2 separate regions of the Homo sapiens genome follow, and region 2 is linked to region 1. The links are chromatin contacts, found by POLR2A ChIA-PET in ENCODE. All regions are on one chromosome and are shown on one strand. Each heading gives the region's core, a stretch centred on a gene start or an enhancer-like site at or near the end of the contact. The rest is flanking DNA. Distances are from core to core; before and after follow the strand shown.

What was found. ChIA-PET counts read pairs that join two places held with the same protein, here RNA polymerase II (POLR2A).
Region 2: POLR2A ChIA-PET joins it to region 1 with 16 read pairs in activated CD4-positive, alpha-beta T cell. The contact joins two enhancer-like sites. POLR2A ChIA-PET finds 5 or more read pairs at or near these places in 3 of 52 experiments (activated B cell, activated CD4-positive, alpha-beta T cell and common myeloid progenitor, CD34-positive).

Annotation. Positions count from the first base shown.
Region 1 is chr10:119,217,166-119,223,956 of GRCh38, reverse strand. The region is part of intron 1 of GRK5 (G protein-coupled receptor kinase 5); the gene reads right to left. Among named protein-coding and RNA genes, the nearest start is that of GRK5-IT1, 12 kb to the right of the region's middle. RefSeq lists an enhancer at 1,073-1,584. Within about 2 kb of position 1,341, at least 8 of the 41 ENCODE cell types and tissues checked have a DNase peak (open chromatin) inside an H3K27ac peak, as active enhancers do.
Region 2 is chr10:119,344,213-119,351,149 of GRCh38, reverse strand. The region is part of intron 2 of GRK5 (G protein-coupled receptor kinase 5); the gene reads right to left. Among named protein-coding and RNA genes, the nearest start is that of GRK5-AS1, 8.4 kb to the right of the region's middle. RefSeq lists an enhancer at 1,242-1,743. Within about 2 kb of position 4,541, at least 4 of the 41 ENCODE cell types and tissues checked have a DNase peak (open chromatin) inside an H3K27ac peak, as active enhancers do.

The sequences.
Region 1 (6,791 bases), core at 92-2,591:
GGCCCCCTCAGGCAAAGAGTGGTGCATTTATCCTGGATACCTCCAAAGAGCAGAACCAGGACCTAATGGGTTAACATGGCACCAGACATACCAGGTCTCCACAGGCCGACTTGGGTTTACTTTTAGCATCTCGTTAGTTCCAGTAAGATACAAAGAAAAAGCCCTGGTGTCAGCCCTCAGGAAGTCTACAATTTAGTGGGTGAGGCAAGAAGCCTATCTAATATATATAGATATATATAATATATATATATTATTATAGATATTTTTAATCCAGTGGTTTAAAATCGGATAGGCTGCTTAGAAGAAGGTATGAGCTCCCCGTCTCTAGAAATATTTGAGCAGAAGACAGAAACCAACTGCCAGGGAACCTGCAGAGTCCTATTTGGGGACCCGGTCAGAGTAGTCTGGATGTCCAAGATAATCTCAGAAGGCACTCAGAAAACCCACCAGCTCCAGGGTTCTATAGAGCAGCAGTTCCCACGCCTGGTTCATCCTCAGAACCTCCTGTTTTAAAAATACAGGCTATCCCCAAAAGCTGCTGCTTCAGTACAGGCAGGGCCTGTGTTCCAGGGTTCACTGCGTCCTCCAAAGAAGATTATGTTGAAGTCCTAACCCCCGGTACCTCAGAATGTGACTTTATTTGGAAATAGGATCTTTATGGAGGTAATCAAGTTAACATGAGGTCATTCAAGTGGGCCATGATCCAATAGCACTGGTGTCCTTATACAAAGGATAACTCTGGACACAGGGACAGATGCACAAGAGGAAGACGCACAGGGAGAAGACAGCCACCAACAAGCCAAGGAGAGAGGCCTGGAACGGGTCTTCCCCGGGTACCTTCAGAGGGAGCACGGCCCTGCACACACCTTGATTTCAAACGTCTGGCCTCCAGAACTGTGCGACAATAGATGTCTGTTGTTCTAAACCACCCAGTTGGTGGCACTTTATTACGTATCCCTAGGAAACACACAGCCTGGGGATGGGTGTTAGAGTTGCAGAGCTGCCCTGGAGGAAAATCCAGGCCAGGGGACCCATCCTGCTTTGGAGCCTCTTTCTGCTCCTGCACGGCCACCCATGCGGGCCCCTTTTGGCCCTCAGATCCCTTCTTTGCGGAAGGAAGGAGCTGGCTTCAGTGTGAGGAGCTCCCTCCCACACTCTGACAGGACACGGAGCCCGTAGCCTCAGCACGCAGTGAAGGGGCAGCCCTTCCCCATGTAGAGCTAGCTCACACATCTGCAAATGTTTCCCAGAAGAAAATGCCATTCTCCTCCAATTGTTAACAAAATTACTGAAGGCCGTGGGGCTCTGGACTATGCCCTCATGCCAAGCTTATCTCGGAGGGAGGCAGAGCAGGAGGAGGGGCCACTGATTTGTTTTGTGTGGTGCTGTTTTTAATGGGCGTTTTCTATTCTCAGGTGGGAACCGTAGGGCCCTTGTCTAGGTAAATTCCATGCAAACCTTTAGTGAAAGCAGTTACCAGAGGAAGAGCTACAGAATTCCACAGAGGAGGATACTGTGCCAGATCAAAGACAGGGCAAATGACCTCAGGAGGACTGACACCAGCACAGGCAGCACTTGGAGGGGATTAGGAAGGGGCGTCCCTTCCTCAAGACACTTTCTGCCCCCCGACCTGATACATTTACACATCTACCAGCTTTAGGATGGGAACAATGGCTCCCTAGAATTGTACAATGTACAATGAAACGCAAAAGCTCTCAAACACGAAAAACGAAGCAATGGATTGGCACCACAGGAAACAAGGGGAAGTGGCTCCTTGGTATGTGATCTTGGAAAACCACTTCACCTCTCTGAGCTTGTTTTCCTTCTTTCTCAAACTAGAATAATACTAACAGCAACAGCAAAAACAATTCCCAGGCCCACAGGGTTGTGCTGATGATCCACAGTGAGAGATCCAAGACACCTTACGAAGCTGTGGGCTTGTTTTCTGAGTGTACCCCCTGCCTGATTTACACATGCAAAATCCAAGGGCAACTGAAAAGTCATCTACAACTAAAGTCTTTGACTGAACTCAACCTTAATTTCCCTAATTCAAACTTTGAATACCATAGAAAAGATGACTCATTACTCAGAGGTGAGGGATGTTAAGTCCCAAAGGTCTCAGAAATGTCATGTCACATGTATCATGCTCCTTTCTCATAAGAAAATCTACATTGTACATCCCTAGGGTCACTGAAGCCTATTTCACAAATTATTATGATTCTTCCCAAAGAGGAAAGGGGATGTTATTAGGCAGATACTCCCACAGGAAAAAAACAGAAGTCTTTAAAATAAGTGCATAAAGATGAATATATCATGGGTAGGATATTCCTTTATATTATCTTTAAAAATTAGAGAATTTAAATGGCTCATTCTAGGGGCTTGGTTAAATATATTATAAAACTAGTCAAAGACAATGAAAAACACAGACCCCTTTAGAACTGGATAACCCCTAAGAGTCTGCTAGAACATACCCAGCATTCCATTGAAACAGCATTCAGCTTCCAAAGTCTTTCACAATTTTTCCTGACACCCATCCATTTCATGGGAAACTATAAACACAGATATGGAAAGGCTCTGCAGCATATTGTGGACTGAAAACAGCTGCGGAACAGTGTGTACACTGGGACCCATTTTGTGTAAAGTTCTATCTAGATGTTCGTATGTGCATATACAGAGATTTGGGAAAACGTTCACCTACATGCTGACGCTAATTATTTCTGAGTGGTGGGATTGGTAGCAGGGGTGCATGGGAAGACAGAGAGAGATGCTTTACATGGTCCTTTGGACTTTTTTTTTTTTCCGAGATATAGTTTTACTTTGTCCCTCAGGCTGGAGTGCAGTGGCACGATCTCGGCTCACTGCAACCTCCGCCTCCCGGGTTCACGCCATTCTCTCCCTTCAGCCTCCCGAGTAGCTGGGACTACAGGCGCATGCCATCACACCAGGCTAATTTTTTTGTATTTTTAGTAGAGACAGGGTTTTGCCATGTTGGCCAGGCTCTTCTCAAACTCCTGACCTCAGGTGATCTGCCAGCCTCAGCCTCCCAAAGTGCTGGGATTACAGGCATGAGCCACCACTTCTGGCCTGGACTTTCTTTAGTGAGTATTACCTTTGCAAATTTTTTTTTTTTTTGAGCCTCTGTCACCCAGGCTGGAGTGCAGTGGCGCGATCTCAGCTCACCACAACCTCCGCCTCCCGGGTTCAAGCGATTCTCCTGTCTCAGCCTCCCAAGTAGCCGAGATTACAGGCGCGTGCCACCATGCCTGGCTAATTCTTGGATTTTTAATAGAGACGGGGTTTTGCCATGTTGGCCAGGGTGGTCTCAAACTCCTGACCTCAGGTGATCCACCCACCTTGGCCTCCCAAAGTGCTGGGATTACAGGCATGAGCCACCATGCCTCGCCTCTGAAATGTTTTTAAGCTACCAAAAAGACTAGCAAAAATACCAAGGACCATGATATAGAACAGTCACCACTAGCCACTGAAGCATAAACTAAGAGGTGCACCTGAAGACTAGCCCTCACCTCCGTAACCCATGGAACCAACCAAGGAAATCGGGTTTCTCCTTCCTTAATTTATATTTTGCTATATATTATAGAGAATTAAGCTTTAATTTGTAAAAATCCCTCTAATTGGATACTGCTGAAGGGAAGACATCTGGGGCAAATATCTAGGCCTGGTGCATTCCATCCCAAGCAATGGTTAGTGGTTTGGAGAATAAGTGTGCGGCAAAATAACCAGTGGTTACTAATTATTATATATCACAGGGCTTGGCACCATCCATAAAGCCTCATCATGTTGGCCTCTTCCTCTTCAGAGAGGATTACAGAATTGACTGTTTAGAAATTTTTCCTCCAAGTTAACATACGTTTTCCTTGTCTTAATTGGATCCAGCCTCCCTGCCCATGAGCAGAAAGGCAATTTTTCTTTAACGATTACATCCTTCAAATGCCAGGTCATCAGCCATCCCTAGGTCTGGAAGGATCAAGCTGCTTGGCTTCCTCTTTTCTTTCCATTTGCTCAACCTCATTCTAGCAGTTATGTGAAAAGCATGTGAAGCTCACATCGAAAGTTACCTTCGATTTGGCCAAAAAAGGGATGAGTGTTATCGGCATGAAACATCTCCTCCTACTCACACAGAGCCTCAGAAATGGGGAGAACTGTTTGCCCCAAATGTTTGGTCTAATGCAAATATTTATTTCTTCCAAAACGACTAAAACAAACCACTTCCAAATTAGGGGGGAGGGGGAGTTTGCCAAACATTTTTCAGAGTTAAGACAAACATTTGGAAAACATTTTCCAATTTGCCCTATAACCTTAGTTAACCTTTCTTAACCATGTTGAATCGTATCCTAATGTACCATCTATTGTGACCCCAAGGCCATTTCTTGAGGATATCACTTTCTCGGCTCTCTTCTTCACCATCACATAACATAAATACAGGTTGAGTATCCCTTATCTGAAATGCTTGTGACCAGAAGTGCTTTGGATTTCTGATGTTTTTGGATTTTGGAATATTTGCATTATACTGGTCGAGCATCCCAAATCTGAAAATCTAAAATCCAAAATGTTGCAAAGAGTCAAGTGTGGTGGCACGCACCTGTAGTCCCAGCTACTTTGGAGGCTGAGGCAGGAGGATCACTTGAGCCCAGGAGGCCAAGGCTGCAGTGAGCTAAGCTATGATGGTGCCACTGCACTCCAGCCTAGGCAACAGATCCAATGATCATTTTGTATGCATCATGTTGGCTTTCAAAAAGTTTCAGATATTGGGCCGGGCATGGTGGCTCAAGCCTGTAATCCCAGCACTTTGGGAGGCCGAGGCAGGGAGGATCACGAGGTCAGGAGATCGAGACCATCCTGGCTAACACGGTGAAACCCGCTCTCTACTAAAAATACAAAAAAATCCCAGCACGTGCCTGTAGTCCCAGCTGCTTGGGAGACTGAGGCAGGAGAATCGCTTGAACCCGGGAAGCGGAGGTTGCGGTGAGCTGAGATCGTGCCACTGCACTCTGGCCTAGGGACAGAGCGAGACTCCGTCTCAAAAAAAAAAAAAAAAAGTTTCAGATTTTGGATTTCAGATTCTTCAGTTAGGGATACTCAAGCTGTGTAGCATCAGTCATTCATTCTGGAAATATTTTTGAACACCTACTATGTTCCAGGAACATATTCATTAGACACACACTCTCCCTAATCTGTGACAGCAGGGGTAGTGGCATCAACCCACAACAGCATTTGGCTTGAGAAAAGTTGGATGCTCAGGTATCCTTTGCTATTCAAGTCGATGGTCCAATCCTTTGTCCTTACTCCACCCCTATTCTTCCTAGAGCTAGGAGTTCCTTCTCCTGGGATGTTATCTACATATCCCAACAAGCCCCTCCTGAGTGCATTAACAGAAAACATTAAGACCAAGCAGGACCCATTTCTGCATCAGCCACTTAAAGCTGTTCTTCCTGGGACATTTGTCGACCTTCTCCAGCTTGTTTCCATTTCAGAAGCAGTGCTAAGACCCATGCCAGGATGGAATTCCATTTTCAAATGAGGTTTCACAAGACTTTTTATCAGACTTGCAGAGCAATTACATTGGCTGGGTTCTCTCCATCCAGCAGTTGGGTAATTCTATCTCCTACCCCCTCCCCTTCCCTTCCTGGAGTGGGTAAGTTTAGAGCTACACCTTCTCTGCAGGAGCAGATCAAAAGCATGGCTTCCTGTACCCTCATCATCAGGGAGCGACACCAGGCTGCCTTCCCACCAGGATCTCAAGTCTGACTGTGGACCCCCAAGGAAGTGCATGGCTCTTATACACTCCCTTGCCTCACAAAGCCCCCTGAAAAGCAGAGTTGCAACATTAACGCAACACACACACACACACACACACACACACAAACGGGTTGACATGGTTTCTAAATGCAAACACTCAAGGTTACCACTGAAAAATGGCAAGGGGTCATCCGGAGAGAGCTTTTCTGGGGGAAAAGGCCACTTCATACCCTCTCTTTGGTGAGGGGGTGGGGATGCCCTGCAATCTGCAAGAAAAACCCTCCTCGCCTCCCCCTCTCTAACCCCCTACTTGGGTAGTAAGTAAAGAGAGCTGCAGAAACCTGAGCCTGCACATAAGGTACCACTGTCAGGCAGAGGTAACTGAGGGCGAGAACCTCCTAAGGAGCAGTAAGCGGCCAGGGAAGCAGGGTGCAGGGCAGATGGGAGCTATGTGTGGTGAGCCAGCAGGAACTGGCATGCCCGCTGCCCACCTCTTGCCTCTGCCAAGGAAAGGAGGTGGTGCTGCTGCCAATGATGTGGCCCACACCTAAACTCCCATGACTGTCCCCACCACCACCACCCATGGGGCTTCACATCCAGTCCCTTGGGGGCAATTCGTTGGCCACTAGCCATGCTGAGGGGAAAAATAACGCAAGAGGCTGGCCTCGCTTGTCCGATGTGTTGGTAGGAGGGGCCCAGGCAGCGAGAGAGTACAGGTAATGGGCCTCCACAGGCGATCATACCACATACGTACACATGTGCTTATGTGTGTACAGGCACTTATGTATGGCATGTAGGCATCCTGCCTTGTCCTCAAACACAGATTCAGTTGTATTGATACACAGTTCTACTTTTAAAATGGAAACATCTACTTTGAGGATTCACCTATCAGTCATTTACAACCTAGTAGGAATTAATTTACCCAACTGCTCTCAAACTGGCCCTCAGCTGAAATCACGGTCTGAGACAGAAATTATATTCCCAATTTGCCCCTTTTCCCAGGGAATCTGACAAAGACACTCTTTCTCTTCCAC
Region 2 (6,937 bases), core at 3,292-5,791, 120 kb before region 1:
TTTTTTTAATGACATACATTAAAATAAATGCATAACACATTCCATCCACTTCCTAACATGATTCTGACATATTTAGGAACAAAATGCAGATGTCTCTTCCATTCCCTACTGACTAGGCTCCCTGAGGGTGGGGCCTGGGTTGCACTTATCTCTGTGATTAGCCCAGTATCTGCAACACAGACGGAGCCCATTGAATATCTGCCTAATGGGTGGGCAAACATTCTCCCACAGCCCCATCAGAGACCTGGACAGCAGGCCCAGCCAAATTCCATTCCAGCACATTCTGAGGGCTGTCCAAATTCTTCTGCTGTGCTGCGTGCATGTTCTATCAAACATTACACACTGGAAGTAGACTGTCAACAGAGGAGTCTGCAATTGTTTCCACAAACGTGTCCATGAAACTCAAACAGCTTTTGCTGTAATGGGATTTGATCCACTCCATGGCAGCCTGGCAAGATCTGAACTGACCAGTGAAACGTGGCAGGGACTTCACAAAAAAGGGGTTCTTCTCTGCGCTGGACAAATAAAACCTTCTGAAAGAGGGTTGCACCACTTCGACAGCTGAAAAGATTCTTGTGAAATGTTTCCATCGGGAAACGCAAAGCAAGAGGTGGTGACATTCTGAAAACACCAGATTCCAAATAAAATGTGAGCTGTGACAAAGATGCTGCAGGATCCAGCCTCGGTGTCAGAGACACTTTTGAGCAATGGAAAAGTTTTGATGGAAAATTGTGCACTTGGTCTGCTAAGAAGTAAGCAAGCAAAATGTTTCTTGGCAATACATTAAATGTTTTATTTGGCAAGTTCATGCCAACTCAGACTTGAAGGTAACTTACTTCTCCCACCACCTCTCCCTCCCATGGCTAAATGCCGCACTGAAAAAATAAGACAGGTGTAGGCGGTAGCTGCTTGGGACCAGAGACTCCAGGACCCACATGTGAAAGGGGCTGGAGCTGGAGGGTCCCATCAGAGATGGCAGCCGGCACTGGCAACAGGCCCATCTGGCAGTCATGGGCTGGGCCTCCAGCCCCGTCCCAGCCTGCATCCTTACCCCATCCTGTGGCACATTCTGGCCATGAGCTGGTCACACCTGTGGTTAAGCTGTCGTGGCTCAGGCTTTGCCTATAAGTGGGTGACCGAGGCAATTTCTCAGAGCCTGGTCCGTAAAACAAGAATGAAAACTTGGGCTCAGGGAGTGTGAAAAGCGCTTTGCAAGCTGCACAGCAGCCCACACCTTCCACAGGGAGTGAAGACAGGCACACTCGCAGCAATAGCCATGGCAGGTGCCCACGTATGAGCAACCACCAAAGGCAGGTGGTGGTTCTGAGGATGATAGGAGGCCTTCCTCCTCTTCCTTCCTCAAGCGTAGGAAGTGGTGGCCACTGAATCAGTCCTGGATGGGAGATCCGGCTTTCACCATTCAGACTTAGCTGGGAAAAAAGCTGGCTGCAGGCTAATGACCCCAGAAAGGGCTGTCACCAGGCCTACAGAGAGGCAGACCCAATGCCCACCCCTCAAGACCATCTCGAGGCCTGGTGAGCCATGTTCCCCACCCGAAGGCCCCAGGCCCTGAGTGCACAGGCCCTCCCCTCCCACACAGGTCTTGGCTGGTGCCCATGGAGACCCCCTGGGGAGGCGTTATTTATTTGTCCCACAGTACAGGCGGGTAACTGCCTCCAAAGGCGTGAGGGCTTGCCCAAGGACATCTAATGAGTAAGTGGAGGGGCAAGGAACTGAACCCATGCCTGCTTCCAAGGTACTGCTTTCCTTCCAGAACCACTGGGCAGAGTCAGACACAGAGCTGGACACAGCATCACTACGGCCACCTCTCAAAGCCATGCCTCTGCCTTCAGCGGCTGTCCTCCCTCTCTGCTTTTTTGTGACAATGAAGCTGAGGAAACCCAGGCTTGACCGACTGCAAATCCTGCCTCTCAGCCCCTCCCTGCCTCCCTCCCATGCTGACCACGGCACCTTCCTTCCTCCTGCCTCTTCTCCAGCAGGTCACTGGCCACGAGTTCTTCCCTGAAACAACAAATCCACAGTGTTTAACCTCTCCCCACTGGGAGCTCATTCTTTGAAATTCTGTGTTATGATGGCCACGGTGGGTGGGAGGAGGGCGGAGGGTGACGGAAGATTGCCTAACTCTCATTTCTTGCCAACATCTTAAAAAGATGTCTCCTGCTGCTGGCCAGGACTTCAAGAGCGGCCCTCCTGTGGTGGTCGAGGATATGAGCAGAGCGGCCCTGTCGTCTGGCCACCCCCAGCACTCCTATTTATACCTCTTAATGGAGCGAACTCCTTTTTTGGACAAGGATGGAGAAGAGCAAAGCAACAGCGCTGGCCTCCTGGTGCTCAAACTTGGGACACCTGGTCCCCCCAAAGCACTCACTGGTGGCCCGCCTCAGCATGCTCTTGGCTGGTTCCTCCAGAATGGGGAGCTGCCAGCTGTGCCCGCCCAGCAAGCCCTGGCCTCTTCCAGGCTGGTTGTAGCACAGCCCATTCCCTGAGCCACATAGCATCGTCCTGCCTGAGTAGACCCACCTTCTAGAGCCCTGGAAGAAGGACATGCCCATTGCTGCCCAGCACACTGGACCACCAGAACCCATTCTGTTCTCATTCCTCAAGGTCTACAGGGCAGGTGCCCATATGTCCATTCTCCAGAGAGGAGGAACAAGGCTCAGACCTGCCTGCTTCCTAGGCCGAGCAGGGAGCTTCTTCTCCCCTTCGTTTCTAACGCACTGACTTATTCATTGCCTGCTTACTTCCCAAAACGATCCACAGCATCTTCCAATAAAGGCACATGTTCAATTGTTCCATAAAAGACAAAGAACAGGAAACAAACAGCAAAAGAGGGAGGGGAAAATCAAATGAGCTCCCCCGATGACATCAGATGAAAGAGAGCTTTGCTTTTGACATCAAACTGAGCTATGGGCTTCCCAGCAGTTTGAAGAAAGAGGGATGCATGTGGGTGGCCAGCAGTAGAAAGAAACTCAAAGCCAGGCCCCTGGACTCCTCATTAAGCCAACACACATAGCAAGCACCTACGGTGTGCAGCCACTGTGCTACACACTGGGGCACTGGCGACTGAGACACGGCCCTGTCCTTGAGGGAGACAGAAGGGCTAGAACAACAATGGCGGATGAGAGAAGCCCACTTATGGGAGGTCACTCTGCCCCTCCTTTGTGGAGAAGGAAAGGTTGGGGGGTGGTCACTGGAGGAGAAAGGGACAAGTGGTGGCAGCCTCGGCATTCACCCCACTGCAACCATGGCAGGTGAGGCTCCCTTCTCTGCCTACCAAGCTGTCCCTGCCCCCCAGGGAAGACTCAGGTCCCAGGAGAGCTCTTCCTTAATTCAGAGATGACTATCTGAAGCAAGGCAGACACGCCTACTGGTCCAGCAAGGGCCATGCTTCTCATGCACGATGTGCGGGGGCCGGGAACCAGGCCTGGCTTAAGGCCCAGGGCTGGTAAGTGGGGACTGTGGTAGAATTCAGGCCATCTGGTTCCAGCCTGGGACACTCTCCACAACACCCCATTGCCGTCCCGGCCTTGTCTCCAGGTCAGAGTCATTTCCCTTGATATCTGTTGAGGTGGAAGGGACCTAAGACAGCCAACACCTTGCCTTCAGGATACTTACAGTCTGGTGATGGGCGTGCACACACACACGTGCACGTGCATGCACACACAAACACGCACATACTTGCAAACATGCACGGACACATACAAACTTGCATGTATACACACGCACACACATGCACACTCGCAAACACACATGGGCACAAACTTGCATGTACACACACGCACACACATGCACACTCACAAATATACGGACACATACAAACTTGCATGTATACACACACATGCACACTTGCAAACATACACGGACACATACAAACTTGCATGTGCACACACACACACTGCACACACACACATACATGAAATACTGTGGTGTTTCATGAAGGCCTGGCTGAGGACAATCTGTGTCCCATCAATAAGAGAGAATCCCTGCAGACTCTTGTGGAAGGCCGAGAGGCAACAGAGTGCATGAGCCCAGGCCCTCTCAGATAAACCAGGTGCCGGCCACACCTCAGCCCTCAGGACTGAGCAGTCTAAGGAAATGGTTCCCAGAAATCGTAACCATATCTTGATGCCTGGGTGGAGAAAATGAACTCAAAACACAGCAAATCAGTCTAATCTCCGTAAGACTTACTTCCGTCAGTTCCTAGGAGAAAGATTCTATGCAATACCCTCCACACGGGCCCGAGAGGAGGCCTGTCCAGCTCTGCCCTCAGAGGGGACCACTGTTGGAGGAAACTAACAAGAAAGGCCAGCTCAATCTGCTCAGCTTTCTGATCAACTGGTTCCTCCCGTTGCCTCTGCCGGAGCCTGGGGGACCCGGTGAGCAGGGAGGACTCCAGTCCCTGTATGGTCTTCCTGGGAGGCCCAGGAGCCAGCCAGCCAGCCCTCTCTGATGGCATTCTGATGGCCAGCCAGGTGGCACGTGCAGCTGGCAGAAGGCACCCAGCTTGCAGCTCCAGCCCACATGTCCCAGAGAGACCTCAGGCCACTCCCAGAGCAGCCGGCACTGACGGGCTCCAGGAACAGGCCTGAGGCATCACTGCAGCATCCCCCAAGCAGGAAGCCAGCTTCGGCATGAGTGGATTTAATCTCTATAAACCTGGCCCCATGGGGCTTTTTCTTTCCTGACCCAGTAAATGATAAATCTGACCTAGGAGATCATGGTCAGTAAATAACTGAAGCAAATGCCGAAACCCTGTAGACTGTGGAGGTGTGAAGACAGGGCTGCCAGGCTAGGGGGTGAGCTATACCTGCTCCAGGGAGGAGCTACCCCTAGGGCTGCACGGGCATGCTCCGGGGGACCTCTCCTCGGCCCCGCTGCGGCGATGCTGCCTCATCATTCATTCCTCCTTCCCCTTCCTCACTGATTCCCTTGCTTGCTCACTGGTTTTGTACACACTTCTGGGCTCCCGCAGAGCCCAGGCATTGTAACAGGGGTTAGGCTTACAAAGGTGGAGGAGGCACACGCACCTTCTAGGAAAACAGACACCTGAAGCCTAGTCCTGCTCCCCATGGCAAGGGTTCCTTGGGAATGTTTGGTGGGGACACATGTGGAATGCTCTAGGGCCTTGGGGGAGGGGGTGGGTGGTTATTTGGGACAGGGATCCACTGACATTGGAGGTAAAGCTTGGCCAGGTGGAGAGGACAGAGGATGCAGCTGTACCAAAGACCTAGAAGCAAGAAGAAAATCTGTTTTTTTCTGTTTATGCAGTTCAGAGAGGTTTAAAAAAAAAAAAAAAGTCAAACAGCTCCTAAATAGAAGAGCAGAGATTTGACACCATAACTTGGAAAACACGCTATTACCCACCATGCTGCTGCTGGGTTTCCCCAAGGGCCTGAAGTCTGCTGGCAGGGTGGGGTGGAGGGGAAGTATATGGTGAAGGAACCATAGGCAGTGGACAGACCCTTGATATCTGCTAGGAGTGTCAAGTTTCACGACTTCAGAGAAGTCAAGAATCTTCTGAGTGTTAAGAACAGCAAGCAAGAAAGTCATAATAAATGGGAAGGAAGAAAAAAGATACCAGCTAGAAACAGAGGACCAAAGAAGAGGCTACTGCACCAGTCCATGCAGGAAGACAAGTACCAAGGATGGAGAAGAGGGGACAGATCCAACCCATGGGCGAATTCTGAAGTTTCTACCCGGTGAGGCTAGGAAGCCCCTGTGGGAAACAGGGATCCAGGTAACAGATGAGTGGGAAGTTAACACTGCAGCTGGATTGCGGGGCTGGGAACCACTCCTCTCATGCTAAAGCCAAATGAGCACAAAACCTGCTGACCTGCCAAACCCCAAGAAAGTGAGTCTGTGGCCGGGCGCGGTGGCTCACGCCTGTAATCCCAGCACTTTGGGAGGCCGAGGCGGGCGGATCATGAGGTCAGGAGATCGAGACCATCCTGGCTAACACGGTGAAATCCCGTCTCTACTAAAAATACAAAAAAGTAGCCAGGCGTGGTTGTGGGCGCCTGTAGTCTCAGCTACTCGGGAGGCTGAGGCAGGAGAATTGCTTGAACCCAGGAGGTGGAGGTTGCAGTGAGCCGAGATGGCGCCACTGCACTCCAGCCTGGGAGACAGAGCGAGATTCCATCTCAGAAAAAAAGAAAAAGAAAGGAAGGAGCGAGGGAGGGAGGGAGGGAGGAAAAGGAAGGAAGGAAGGAAGGAAGGAAGGAAGGAAGGAAGGAAGGAAGGAAGGAAGGAAGGAAGGGTGGGTCTTGTGGCTGGCTGGCCAAGGGAGGAGGGCAGGGGACTGCCAGGGGTGGGAAGCTCCCTCTGCACCCCACACGCACATTCTGACCCCCATCAGCTCAGGTTATGAGAACTTCTCACCAACATAAGCCGCACCTGGAATATGCCTGAGCTGATCTCTCGGGCTAGACGGCCCCACGCACAGCACAGGCAAAGAGACAGCCAGTGTGACATTCATGCCCATCTGCCACCTTCCAAAAGGCCCTGCAGGGGGAGGGGAAAGAGAGGACAGACAGCAGGGGAGCGAGAAACCATCCCCAAAAAGAGCAGGGAAGGGACAGGTGGGCAGCGGGAACAGCTGCCGGCTTGGAGAGCTCTGACAGGTGGTGCTGAAAGACATCCTGCGACCGGGCGTCACAAAGAAAAACCTACTCTGAACTATCGCAAGGACAGAAAACCAAACACCGCATGTTCTCACTCATAGGTGGGAATTGAACAATGAGATCACTTGGACACAGGATGGGGAACATCACACACCAGGACCTGTCGTGGGGTGGGGGAAGCGGGGAGGGATAGCATTAGGAGATATACCTAATGTAAATGACGAGTTAATGGGTGCAGCACACCAACATGGCACATGTATACGTATGTAACAAACCCACACGTTGTGCACATGTAC